2 separate regions of the Homo sapiens genome follow, and region 2 is linked to region 1. Evidence: chromatin contacts called from ENCODE Hi-C or POLR2A ChIA-PET data. All regions are on one chromosome and are shown on one strand. Each heading gives the region's core, a stretch centred on a gene start or an enhancer-like site at or near the end of the contact. The rest is flanking DNA. Distances are from core to core; before and after follow the strand shown.

Evidence for each region. Hi-C counts contacts between places; a loop is a spot of excess contacts on that map. ChIA-PET counts read pairs that join two places held with the same protein, here RNA polymerase II (POLR2A). Pooled maps may share reads with other maps.
Region 2: a map of PC-3 shows a loop between it and region 1 (11-fold over the local background). The contact joins two enhancer-like sites. A Hi-C loop is called at or near these places in 1 of 168 maps with a recorded cell type or tissue (PC-3) and 1 of 50 pooled maps. POLR2A ChIA-PET finds 5 or more read pairs at or near these places in 4 of 52 experiments (BJ, CD8-positive, alpha-beta T cell and activated T-cell).

The regions. Positions count from the first base shown.
Region 1 is chr6:25,226,044-25,232,853 of GRCh38, reverse strand. LOC124901283 (a long non-coding RNA gene) reads left to right here and starts at 238. Exons shown (of 2, transcript XR_007059516.1): 1 at 238-374; 2 at 2,193-2,619. Within about 2 kb of position 2,958, at least 2 of the 41 ENCODE cell types and tissues checked have a DNase peak (open chromatin) inside an H3K27ac peak, as active enhancers do; they include PC-3, where a contact is called at or near this core.
Region 2 is chr6:25,310,345-25,316,929 of GRCh38, reverse strand. All of the region lies in intron 2 of CARMIL1 (capping protein regulator and myosin 1 linker 1), which reads right to left. Among named protein-coding and RNA genes, the nearest start is that of CARMIL1, 34 kb to the right of the region's middle. RefSeq lists enhancers at 581-1,271, 5,327-5,827. Within about 2 kb of position 4,054, at least 6 of the 41 ENCODE cell types and tissues checked have a DNase peak (open chromatin) inside an H3K27ac peak, as active enhancers do; they include PC-3, where a contact is called at or near this core.

The DNA.
Region 1 (6,810 bases), core at 1,709-4,208:
TGGTTCTTATGGTAGACATATACGCAAAGAATATAAATAGAGAGGAAATACATTTCAAGCCAAATCTTAGATGTAGGCAAATCAACTCCACATGATTTCAATCTTGGAGTCTTAACCAGATGGAAATGGTTTCCCAGGAGACAGAGCTGCGGGGCAGGGGCTAGAAGCAGCAGCCTGGACGTGCACCAATGATTACGCACGGGCTGCGTATAAAAAGTCCCCGAGGGAAGGAAAGCCGAAACTCCATCCTGAGGGATGCTGCGGCGAGAGAATCTCCAACTCATGGAGGCTGAGCTTCTGCGGGAGAGGCCACAGCCTGAAGAAGAGGTGGGATCGGAAATAAACCCGCCTGGGAGACCTGCAGGCACCAGCAGGTCATTCTCATTTGTTTATTATATTTAATAAGCGTTTTAGTTTGGAATGATCTGAAATGATTTAAAATTGCAAAGCGAGCGAGTTCAGAGAGTTCCCTTATACCTCTCACCCAGTTTCCCTCATTGTTAATATCTTACATTATCATGGAATATTTGCCAAAGCTAAAACATTGACATTGGCATTGTATTAATTTATGAGACACGGTTTTGCTCTGTCGCCCAGGCTGGAGTGCAGTGGCACGATCTCGGCTCACTGCAACCTCTGCCTCCCGGGTTCAAGCGATTTTCCTGCCTCAGCCTCCTGAGGCAGCTACTCAGGCTACCACTACAGACGCATACCACCATGCCTGGCTAATTTTTGTATTTTCAGTAGAGATGGGATTTCCACATGGTGGCCAGGCTGCTCTTGAACTCCAGGGCTCAAGCAGTCCTCCCACCTCAGCCTCCCAAAGTGCTGGGATTACAGGGGTGAGCCACCGTGCCTGGCCGGCATATTATTATTTATTTTTAAAGAGTTAAACGATTTCCTTTAATAGAAAAACATTCAACACGTTTGTTCGAAGTTTCATATGTTTGGGGTGTAAGCTAGTGGTTCTTAAGAGCATAGAAAAATTCTTCCTGAGGGCAGTTTATTAGATGCTCCTGTTGCTTCCATGCTAAAGAACAAACCCCACAGGAAGGCCTGTTTCCCAACATTTGGAGTAGTTCTTTGTCTCCCAAAATTCCAGTTATAACACCTGTAAGGGTATGTGGCATTTCAGAGGGAGTTTGCTGCTTGTAAGATAGCAGGGTGGGAAGGGGAATTTCCCTAGGACTTTGCCTGTGGTTTTCCTTGGGGTGCCAGGTTAAAATCTGAAGAATGGAGGGTCTCGGGGCCTCCATCTGGCCATGCCACAGGGGCTTGTGGCAGCCCACTTTCTTCCCTCTTCAGAAAAATCCTGGGCTTGGCTCAAGGAGGCAGATGTCATCTGGTCCTCAAAGACCAATTGTGCAGCTGATGGAGCCCCTGGGGTAGGATCCAGGTTGGAGGCTACCCCACCCCTTGTAGAAGGGCAAAAATCTCAGATCTCAATGACTTATTTTAGTGAGAATTCCCTCTTTTATTAGTATTTGCTATAAAAAATAAGCTCCACCCACACTTGTGTGTCTAAGAATCACCCAGGGAAGTTGCTGACAGGCAGATGCCTAAACCCAGATTTGGTGGGTCTGGGTTAGGTCCTGGAGATGTGTGTTTCTAACAAGCATCCCAGATGATTCTGATTCAAATAGATGGCACTTAAGTCAGATACACTGTTTAATTAGTCTGCTTATTCTAGATTAACTACTAGAATTTGGATTTCTGTCAGCTGGGGGTATCTTTTTAGCATTCTCCAGAGGGGCTCTTTAATTCAGAATGTTATGCATCTTGTTTTGTTGTCATTCATTGACAGTAAGTGAAAACATATAATGTGAGAACTAAGTAAAATTTGCTAAACACTTAAGCATGAATGTATATGTCACAACTTATAGACAGTGTCATTCCAGTGATAAATCTCCATTTTTCTCTCTCACGTGCAGCCAAGTTGTAGTGTCTGATTCTCATAGTCGGTACCTATGCAAGGAATATAAATAGAGAGGGAAAGCATTTCACGCCAAATCTTAATGTAGGCAAATCATCTGCTCTGGGTCTTGTTCCCTTCAGGGACCTGGCTCCTGGCTTTTTGCTGGTTTTCCAGGATCTATGTTGTCTATTTATCATTTTATATACTGTAGGTGAGCCTGTCCTAAAATAATCATCCTTTTGAGTTTTCTAATATCAATTGCCACTTTTCACTTTAGTATTCAGAGACTCAAATCTGGGACCCCGTTCTGAGTGACAGCAAGTGCGTGGACACACACATTCTTGAAGATACTGCTTTTCACTTCACATTGTTCTACTCAGCGTCTCCACTGCTCCCAGCGTCTCTGCTGTGCCTCTTCTGGACATATAGAAGTGATGTATTCTTCATAGTCTAAGAGCCCCAGCAATATTTATAGCAATCTTTAATTTCCACTTAGTAAGTATTTTGAACTTATGAAATTCCTGTAAGTGAATTTTAGGTCATGCCACGTGTACTCCACCTTCTGAAGTCTGCCCGTGATGACCTTCTTTCAGGTACAATAGGTACAATTTGTCTAGTGTAGATTGTCTAATCTTGATTAATATAGATTTTCTTCAGTTCAGAAATACAATTTAAATGCCATTAAAAACTTAATTTTTGACTGACTTTTCTTGTGTTTCTTATTTAATAGAAAGCCTCAATTTCTAGTAAAGCCATCCAGTCTTTCAGTTACTCAGTGTGCTGGCCTGTGGAAACTGAAGAACTATAAATATGCTCCAATTCACATCAGTCTGGTGTTTCTGAAGTTGCCCTGTTTCTACGTTTCAAATCCCATGTGGTTTTTTTCATTTAGAATATAATTCCAGATACCAATTATTTTATCTGATTTCATAAATCCCAGTAACTTCTTTTTCTGTCTATTTGGCCTGTTTCTTCCTTCATTCCAGACATAGTTATCTAATGACTTAGTTATCTAATGACCACAGGGTGTGGTTTTACAATCAAGTCCAGTTCTTGCATCTGTGCCTGAGTTTGGGGGCCTGTAGGACTTGCAATTTTAATTGGTGGCAAGGAAGTATGCAGTTCATGCATGTGGCTTGAATAATAAGATTTTGCTCTCCTTTTTCTCATATAATATCTAAGTAACTGTCTTTCTTGCTATTGTAGCTTTCTCCAGGCCAATCTGTCACTCTGTGGTTTCTGGTTTTGCTCTTCATTCTCCCAAGAATCACTGTAGCATTTAAGAAACTTTACTGAAGACTTGAAAATAAGGTCAAAGACCTGCAATGCAGAAAGGAAAGTCTGTGCCTGAGTTGTCCTCAGATCCCATTGCTCCTGAAACCTTTCAGTCATGGCCTTTTCATAGGACGATCCCTGGTCATCCTTCTACCCACCTTCTCCCACTCCCACCAGTGTCTCCAAGTTACTGGCTGTCTTAGTTTGTTTCAGCTGCTGTACCAAAAATACCATAAGCTAGGTGGCTTGTAAACAACTTTTACTCCTCACAGTGCTGGAGGCTGGGAAGTCCAAGATCAGGGCACTGATGAATTCAGTGTCTAGTGAGGGCCTGCTTCCTGGTTTGTAGACAGCCATCATCTTGCTGTGTTCTCCAATGGGAGAAGGGACAAGGCAACTCTCTGGGATCTCTTGTAAGAAGGATACTGATTCCACTCATGATAGTTCTGCCCTAATGACCTAACCATCTCCCAAAAGCCCCACCTCCTAATACATCACCCTGGTAGTTAGGTTTCAACGTAAGAATTTTGAGGGGACATTCAGACCATAGCACTGGGTCGGCCTCCCACTTGAACAAACAGTTCCCTTGACTCTCTCCATCATAAAGCCCACAACTCCATCATTATTTCTTAGCTATAGCCGTAGGAGAATTGGAGTTAAGCTCACGATAATCTCTAGGCACAGGGCCAGAATGAGAGTAAGGCAATGATGCATGAGGCCACAAGTTTTAACGGAACACCAAAAGAGTTAACAATTAAGAGCAATAATATGTTAATGCAATATTTTAAAAATTAAAATTAATGCTAAAATCGATAATAAAATAGCAATAGTTTAAATAAAAACAGGCTGTTTGTTTTGCAACTCTGCATTTTTGTGCAATAAAGCATAGTTGTTGATTAGCTCAAGGTTCCTGAGCCCACAGAGCTAGGCGGGTTGATAAGGGGTGATGATGGTGTGTGAACAGATTGGACAATATAATGCTTTATATTTAGTCATATTTTTGAATGGCAGAACTTTTACTTTTTCTATTTGGTTCAAAATATGGGGGAGGGTACTTTGTGTGTATGTGTGTGTGTATATATATATACACACAAGATTTTGCTCTCCTTTTTCTCATATAATATCTAAGTAACTGTCTTTCTTGCTATTGTGTGTGTGTATATATATATATATAGCTACTATATATATATACAGCTACTATATATATGTGTATATATATATATAGCTACTATATATATGTGTGTGTGTGTGTGTGTATATATATATATATATATATATATATATATATACAGGGGTACATATTTATCCTTTTGCCTCAGGCTCCAACATGACATTGCACACCAGTGTTCTATCCACAATGAGAGGAGGTTTTTATATTATCATCAGAGCAGGATTCTGGGCCTGTTATGCACAATTAAAATCTATTAGTGTCCCCTCCACCTGCAAAAGAAGTCTTCCCCCAAAATGGAGTCTGCCACCTTTATAGTAATATAAATTATGCAGCTTTTCAAAAATTGTGAAAAACACATATTTACAATCTTAACCATTTCTAAGTGTAATGTGTAATGTTAAGTACATTCACATTATTGTGCAACCAATCTCCAGAATACTTTTCATCTTACAAAACTGAAACTGCCCACCAAACAACTCCCCATTCTCTCATCCCCACAACCATTCTACTTGGCACTGGCAATACCATTCTACTTTCTATCTCTATGAATTTGACTACTTTAGGATGCTCACATAAGTGGAGTCATACAGTGTTTGCCCTTTGACTGGCTTATTTAACTTAGCATAATGGCTTCAAGGTTCATCCATGTTGCAGCAAGTATCAGAATTTCTTTCCTTTTCAAGGTTGAATAATCCATTGTATATACCATATTTTGTTCATTCCTCCATCAATGGACATTTGGGTGGTTTACACCTTTTGGCAATCGTGAATAGTGCTACTAGGAACACAGGTGTACAAATATCTCTTCACTGGCAGCTTTTGAAGATCACAGAATCATATCTCACAAAATCCATTCCACCAATGATTACTTGTGAATTGGATTTCTGCTCTGCACTCTTTGTGGTAAGAGGAATTTTCTGCAAGCTTCTGGCTCTTTGGTGGCAAAAGCCATTCCTAGATTGAAGTGCAGAAGTCATTAGAATCTTTAACACTCCACCTGACTTGCAACTGTGGTTACTCTTTAATCATTTCTTGCCCACTTCCATGAAGGCTACACTTTCCTATACAACATCATATTTAATCTTTCTTTATAACAAATCTGTGACATTGATGTTATAATTCCCATTTTATAGTCAAAGAAACTGAGTCTCAGGGAAGATAAGTGACTTACCTAGTTAATAACCCATTGGGACCTAACATATAAGGATCTAGTAAGTACAAATAAGCTAGCACTGTCCACATAGACTGTGAGTTTTGCTAAATCTATAAATCTTTCTATTTGAGCAAAATAAATGTAAGAAGTTTTCAGAATTCATAACTCTACTTACCAATTTCCAAAAGGGGCAGTTTCCAAATTATTTTATATAGAAGGAGATGCTACAGCCTTCCTTAGGCACTCAATCTAGTGACCTATGACTAACATACCTCTGGGAGGAAAAAATCATCTTAATACAGATTAGTTTAATAAGACAATAAGACAGCCTGATACAGAAATTAAAACTAGGGTATGGAGGTTAAAGTTTGGCATATTGGCTTCTGCACTGACAGACATTTTACTTTCATGCTATTCTGATGGTCCTTGCCTAATGACCACAGAGCGTGTGTGTGTGTGTGTGTGTGTGTGTGTGTGTGTGTGTGTGTATGTATGTATGTATGTGTCTGTCTGTCTATCAGTGCTATCTAACAGTTTTCTGCAATGATGGAAATACTTTTTGATTGTCCAATGAAGTAGCCACTAGTCACATGTGGCAACTGAGCACTTGAGTGGTGACTAGTATAAAAGGGAAAATCAAATTTTTAATTTTATTTAATTAATTTATATTTAAACAACCACATGTAGTTATAACAACAGAATATTGGACAACGTGGGGGCTATAGAATGGGTGTAACAATGTTGTATTTCAGTTCTTCTACCAGTTCTTCGGATTCGTTTTCTTGAACAGAGTCCAAGATGGAATATTTTACCATGAATTCTGGGTTGGAATAGGTAGGATTACAGTGAAACTCTAGCATTTAGTCACATGAATAAAAGCTGAATGAGGACAAAGCATTTCAAAGAAGGATCATATGTCTACAGAGAAAGATAATCTGGCCCAATAAACCAGGTAAATTGTGTGTTTTGGAACGCTCTAGTGTATTTTATTGCTAACGCCCATTTAGTGAATGGATTGATTTTCCTGTTAGAATGTAGTGGGAACATAATCTGAATGCCTTTGACTCTGAAGCCTACTGCAGCTAACAAGAACATCATTTGTATTTCATTGGCCCAGACAGATTATGATTAATGGTTGGATGAACACATTTTCAGTTGAATTTATGTAGCACAGTGCTTCCCATAATTTTTTTCCTGTCAAGGAACTATTTTATGTTAAATTACACAAATATAGTTTTATTTTTATAACATTACTTCCTTCTATCTCTGAACACCTGCACCTTCTCTCACAATGTT
Region 2 (6,585 bases), core at 2,805-5,304, 83 kb before region 1:
CAGAAGTACCGAGTCTCCAGGTGCACTGCTTTCTAGTAACCTAACAGGACTCAAGAGTGGCAGCATAATGAGGATTTAACAATTGGCCCTCTGGCTAATCTGCAGGCTGTGAATTATCTCCATTGATTGTCCACAGTCAGTTACAGACAGAACTTCTTGTTCTTCTCTTTCCCTCTTCTATTACACTAGACTAGTCTTTAAAAAAAATTATAATAATAATGGCCCGGCGTGGTGGCTCATGTCTAATTCCAGCACTTTTGGAGGCCGAGGCAGGCAGATCACCTGAGGTCAGGAGTTCAAGACCAGCCTGACCAACATGATGAAACCCCGTCTCTACTAAAAATACAAAAATTAGCCAGGCGCAGTGACATGCGCCTGTAATTCCAGCTACTTGGGAGGCTGAGGCAGGAGAATCGCTTGAACCCGCGAGATGGAGGTTGCGGTGAGTGGAGATCACACTCCAGCCTGGGCGACAGAGTGGGACTCCGTCTCAAAAAAAAAAAAAAGCCCTCTGGAATATAAACTATCTCATCTAAAATCAGTAAGACAATTCAAAATTGAGACCCTGACAGTCCCCGAGAAACAGCTGTCCATGAGGCTTAAGGACTGAAAGGACAGTGTTTCTAGACAAACGCAAAACACCTGAGTGCTGCGCCTGTGCCCACTCCTCACACCATGCAATGCTTCGCCAGGCAGGCAGTGTTCCCTATGCAATTTTAACCTGTTTTACAGTAATCACTTCAATTAATTAAGGCTACTTTCAATTCTGTCTTCCTGGTCATTAGAAGCATTTCTCAGTTTAACGTCAAGAAACATTTTCAGTTTAATGTTATCTACAAACCTTATCAGCACCAACGTCATTACTAATAATGGCACTGAAGGCTTTCAGCTGTGACCAAGTCATAACATTTAGCTTAGGAAGAAAAGGACAGAAATAGGGTAGGCTTACAGTGTTTCTCAAGTGTAATGTGCAAATAAGCTCCTGCAGATCTTGTTAGACTACAGGACCTGGTTCTGTAGGCCTGGGAGGGGCTGAGATTTTGCAGTTCTAACAAGCCCCAAGTATTGGCAATGACGCTGGTCATGGACCACAATTTGAGTAGCAAGGGACTAGAGGGTGCCTATTACTCTTTAATTCTGCTGTATCTGGTTCTGTGTGAGCACAGCAAAAGGAAAACTAACAGCCTAGAATATTGATGAATCAAATCCTGCCAATTCCCAATTTGTGTGAAAGGGTTCCTTCATTTATATGACAACAGTGTGAAACTAAGAATGCATTTTGTCATAGAAAGAATAAGAGATTACCTGAGGTGGAATTAACTAATCTGCCTGGAAGGAAACACAAAAAAACAATGGCGGGTGGGGGAAGAGATGAGAGAAAAAAAGCAGGCAGCGGTATGGAGGAGGCTGTGGAGAGCCAGTGCCCTGCTCGGGCCCCAGTCTGGCACCTGCCGCCATGTGTGGGCATTTAGGGAGCCCTTAGGGTAGACCGCAGAGAGAGCGACCAAGCTGCTATGTTTGCAAGGGCGATGTTTATAACTGAGGAGTGCCTATCATCCTCACACAGTGAGCAGTAAATGAGGAGAGAAGATGCCTACCAAGACAAAGGATCAAAGCAGAGGCTTAGAATTGGTATGTAAGAGAAAACCTCTCCACACCACAGGGTTCCTAGGATTAAACAGGATAGACTAGGATATTTTCCTTAATGCAATGGAAATGAGCACTGTCCTTATAATCTAAGACATAGAGCCTCATCCACACTCTGCCTCTCATGTTCTGCAACTTTGGGAGGACACCTAAAGACTGCCTTCACTTTCTTCATCTGTAAAAGGAAGATAATTAGGACCCGCTTCACACAGTTACTGTGAGGATTAAAACAGATAATACATATAGTACTGACATATAGGAAGCTTTTAATAAATAGGAGCTATTGTATTTTTCTCCACTGCTTTCTCACAAAGCAGTGACAAAGGCTATCTCTGTAGTTCCATTCCTACTATAATAACCCCTAAGTCAGTGATACTTTTTCAGTCCCCTCTCAGAGTTTGCTGCTATTTTTCTGACTCTGAAGCAAATTAGTATATACAGCAAAACCTTAAATATGCAGGCAAAATCTAACCATCATAAAAATAAAAGTTATTTTGGGCATCTATACAGAGTACATCCATCTGTATCATAGCCAGGTCCTGCAATAAAGCCAAGTATATACTCAACTGTTGGTAAATATCTGAAAGATGGAGGCAGTCTCATTAAGGAAACAGCTGGATATACCAGGAAACAACATGGATATGTGACATACTGATAAGGAGGGCAAAAACTAGCTTAACTATCATTGTGAATATATAAGTGCATGTGTGAATGTATACATACATATATATGTATGTGTATGTATACGTATATATGTGTATGTATGTATTGTGTGTGGGGGTGTGTATATATATAATTTTTTTTTTTTTTGAGACAGAATCTTGCTCTGTCGCCCAGGCTGGAGTGCAGTGGTGTGATCTCAGCTCACTGCAACCTCTGCCTCCCGGGTTCAAGCAATTCTCCTGCCTCAGCCTCCCAAGTAGCTGGGACTACAGGCACGTGCCACCACACCCAGCTAATTTTTGTATTTTTAGTAGAGACAGGGTTTCACCATGTTGGCCAGGATGGTCTTGGGCTCCTGACCTCGTGATCCACCCGCCTCGGCCTCCCAAAGTGCTGGGATGGAGGCCGAGGCGGGTGGGTGGATCACAAGGTCAGGAGCCACAGCATAAGCCACTAGGCCCAGCCACATATATAATCTTTAAGTTTGCTTCAAAATTCAGGCAGAAAGACTTGCCAAAGAGTTTAGAGTTCAGACTTCCTCCAGGATTTTTTTATATCCTTTAACATAGCACATTTATCTCCCTATATTCAAATGTCTTACCCACTTTAATTAGAAAAAGACTGACTACAAAGAAAACATAGAATCAATAACTGAACATCTAATTTTAAACTCTCATTGGACTCATCACCTCTTCCCTTCCAAGTCTCATGAGGGCCTGCTTTAGCAAAACTGACTCCATGTTTCTACATCCTGTGGTTTCTCATGCCCACTCTGAGAAGTGAAAAAAAACAGTTGAAAGGCAAGACATCAGAGAGGGAATGTTATAGGCCAACCTCCAGATAAGTGAGCTCTAAAACGCATTTATTTGGAAGTTTAAGGCATCCAATTTTTTTAAATACACCATTTCTGGTTTCTCCCAAATAACTGTATATATACAGCCTTCCCTGGGTAAAGATCTTTAAAATGCTGGCACTATTAATGTATACAAGGTCTCTGTCCTTGACTATTTGCCTGACTGCTAACTAGTTAGCGGTGGCCCTGGCCCTGCCCCTCATCCTCATGCTGCCCAGAGTCCCTCCAAATAGGTTGTAGGCTCAGTGCTCTCATCCCCCCATCTTTCTGCCCACTATGTATCTGCAGCCTTATAGGACCAAATCTATACTGGCACAAAAATATAAAATGATAAGGATAGCAACTTGAGCAGGGAAGGTGCATCAGGGAAACAGCCAGGCCTATGGGCAAGGCTGGCAGAAGAGCCAGCAATTCCTTTCTATCTGAAGAAGAAACCCGTTCTTCCAGGGCAGGCTGCAGGCGCTGTCAAGAACAGAGTGAAAGGAGGAAGAGACCCTTCTCTCCCTCTAGGCAAAACTTCAGGTCACCCATCTTGCAAAATCTAAGCTTGGTTTTTTTTTCTTAATCATTCCCACACTCGTGAAGATAACTGTGTTTACTATGTGGGGAAAATTTTTTATTTTCAAAATAAAATTATGGGAGGTAAGCTCAGCTCATCCACAGTTTTTGCAGAGTTCTTACTGGCCAATTTGGGAGAAGAGTTTCTCTGAGTTCATCACATGCTGCCATCCACTAGAGGACAGAAGCATGACTAAATGTAAACCTTGATAAAAGCTTTTTACAACTCAGAAAGGGAAACAAGGGTTTCTTCTCTCCACTCGTTCCCCTCCTCTGGTTTTTTTTTTTTTTTTTTTTTTTTTTAACTGAGTCATGCAAAGGAAATTTTAGGCACTGGCAGAACAGAGGTGGGGCATTATAGAGATCTGCCAGCTGTTTCCTTAAATAATGCAAATCTCCTTACAACGTGGCAAGACTTCAAACTGTTTTCACTAATTTCTCAGGGAAAAAAAAAAAGACAAAAGTAATCTGAAAGTGGGGGGGATGGAAAATTCCAAAAGCTACCCCATTAGTAATACTGAGTGACTGAAGGAATAAAACAATATAAACTCTAAAAAGAAAGTTTCCCCACCAGAATATTAATCTCCCAACCAAGTAAGTGACCTCAATTAAAGAGACACATTTGAGTTTAAAAAAACAAAAACAACAAAAAATGAGTTAGGAATTAAATGAAAATTCCAGCGTTATCATGGGTGTGGCCCTCAAGAAATTTACTTTCTTACATCCATGGAGTTTTGCCTTTTTACAAGCTTATGTTTTGCAATCATCCTGGCTATTTTCCCAGAAGAAAAAAAAAATTGGTGGAACAAGGGGAAGGATGTCTAAAATTTGGAAATCATCCTTGGTATCTTAACCAGGGAAAAGCTCTCAGGTCTCTTGTCTTGGGGAATATACTCCTGTACTAAAGCAGTCAAACAAAATTTCAACAAGTTTATGACAAATAGGAAGTCCAGCCTTTGGTGAGGTCGCTGTCAGGAGTTCTATAAACCTTGGGTGCTCTAAAGTTTATCTGAGCACACCCAGATGGGAGGGGGTGAGAGGAAATATAGACAGGATAGGACAAAAAGGTTTTTAATCCTTCACCTTGACAAGATGTCTTATTTTGAAAGTGTTTAATTTAGAATGTATATAATCACCAATAACTAGATTTGAAGTTCCATGAGCACAGGACAATATTTTACCCTTTTGTTGTAATCGTTGCCTCCCACAAGACCTAGCAAATGCTATATGTGATGGATGTCAAACTACTTTTATTGACTAAGAGAAAAATAATGTCCCAGCAGTTTGACAGGCGGCTAATGCCTCCTGAGACAAAATCAGTGGCTAGTAATCGAGAGTGGGATGGGAGAATTGTGTCTTCAAAATCACCTTGGAGATCACTTTCAAACTACTTATCCCCTGGCCCTCTAAGATCATGACACACCCACAAGGGTATGCCCACTTTTCCCTTCTAAACTAAGTGTGCCATTGTTTCTGATGGGTGTGTATCATATCTATTAGGTGTGTACCTTTGCAGGTTGGGGGGATGGATGGCTAATGATTTACAGCTTTTCACAATAGAACCTTCAGGGTGAGAGGAGGGGCAAGCACCTGGATCTGATGGGTGGGGGTGGGAACTGGGGCTTAACAGCTTTTACAGATCTCCATCTAATGCTCTTTTTTTCCCCCGCTCTATATATCCTACAGCCTTATGCAAGACCTAGAGCTTCCAAATCCTGAACTTTTCTGGAGTTTTATGGAGCTAACTGGCTCACTTACTGATATCCTCTTTGAGATCCTTAGAGTCCAGCTTCCTCTGCTTAGCCAGTCAGTGACTAAGCCAGTCAGCTTAGTCAGTGACTCCTTCCAAAGACATCTTGATGGCAATTAACTGCTGTGATCTCCTCTCCTATTCTCCTACCTTTGAGGTGCCTGTGTCTTTTTTATTTCATTATTTATTTTATTTCATTTTAGAGACATTTTGGAAAAACTAAAGGTACTTATGCGTTCAACCCGTCATGGTTTTTTTTGTGTTTTGTTTTGTTTTGAGACAAGAGTCTTGCTCTGCCACCCAGGCTGGAGTGCAGTGGCACGATCTTGGCTCACTGCAACCTCCGCCTCCTGGGTTCAAGCAATTCTCTGGCCTCAGCCTCCCGAGTGGCTGGTATTACAGGCGCCCACCACCACACCCGGCCAGTTTTTTGTATTTTTAGTAGAGATGGAATTTCACCATGTTGGCCAGGCTGGTCTCAACCTCCTGACCTCAGGTGATCCACCCACCTTGGCCACCGCACCCGGCCTCAACCCACCATGTTTTATAGAAGTCATTTTAATTGCTTGTACATCTTCTCTGCCAGATCACAAAAAAAACAAAATCACACAAATCTTACATATGCTCCCAGAATTTAGTGCAATCTAGGCCTATGGTAAATATTTTAATATTTGTTGAATAAATGAATCATTTTAAAAGTGTAGAAATCACAGAACTTTAAGCTTTCAAAGGATCTTCAGCTTTCTAGGTTCTTCTCTCTCCTGTATCTCTCCAATCTTCTAGTGGAACCATATTTAAAGCTCCAGATTAATAAATAATCTCCTTTTAAAAAATCCCTAGAGCAGTGGCTTTCATATTTTTCTGATTGCAACCCGGAATATAGAATACTTCTTACGTCACAATTTGCTAGATGCGCTCATATAGCTACTGAAAATAAATTTCATGCAACAATACTTACCCTTACCACATGGAATGTCCTCTAACATCTACTATTCTATTTTAGTTCACCTCCTAAAAAATGCTGGCCATGATTCACTAAACTGAATTCACAACCTACTAATGGGTGATCAGCTGCAGTTTGAAAAACTTTTCTATTCAACCTATCTCTCAAGCC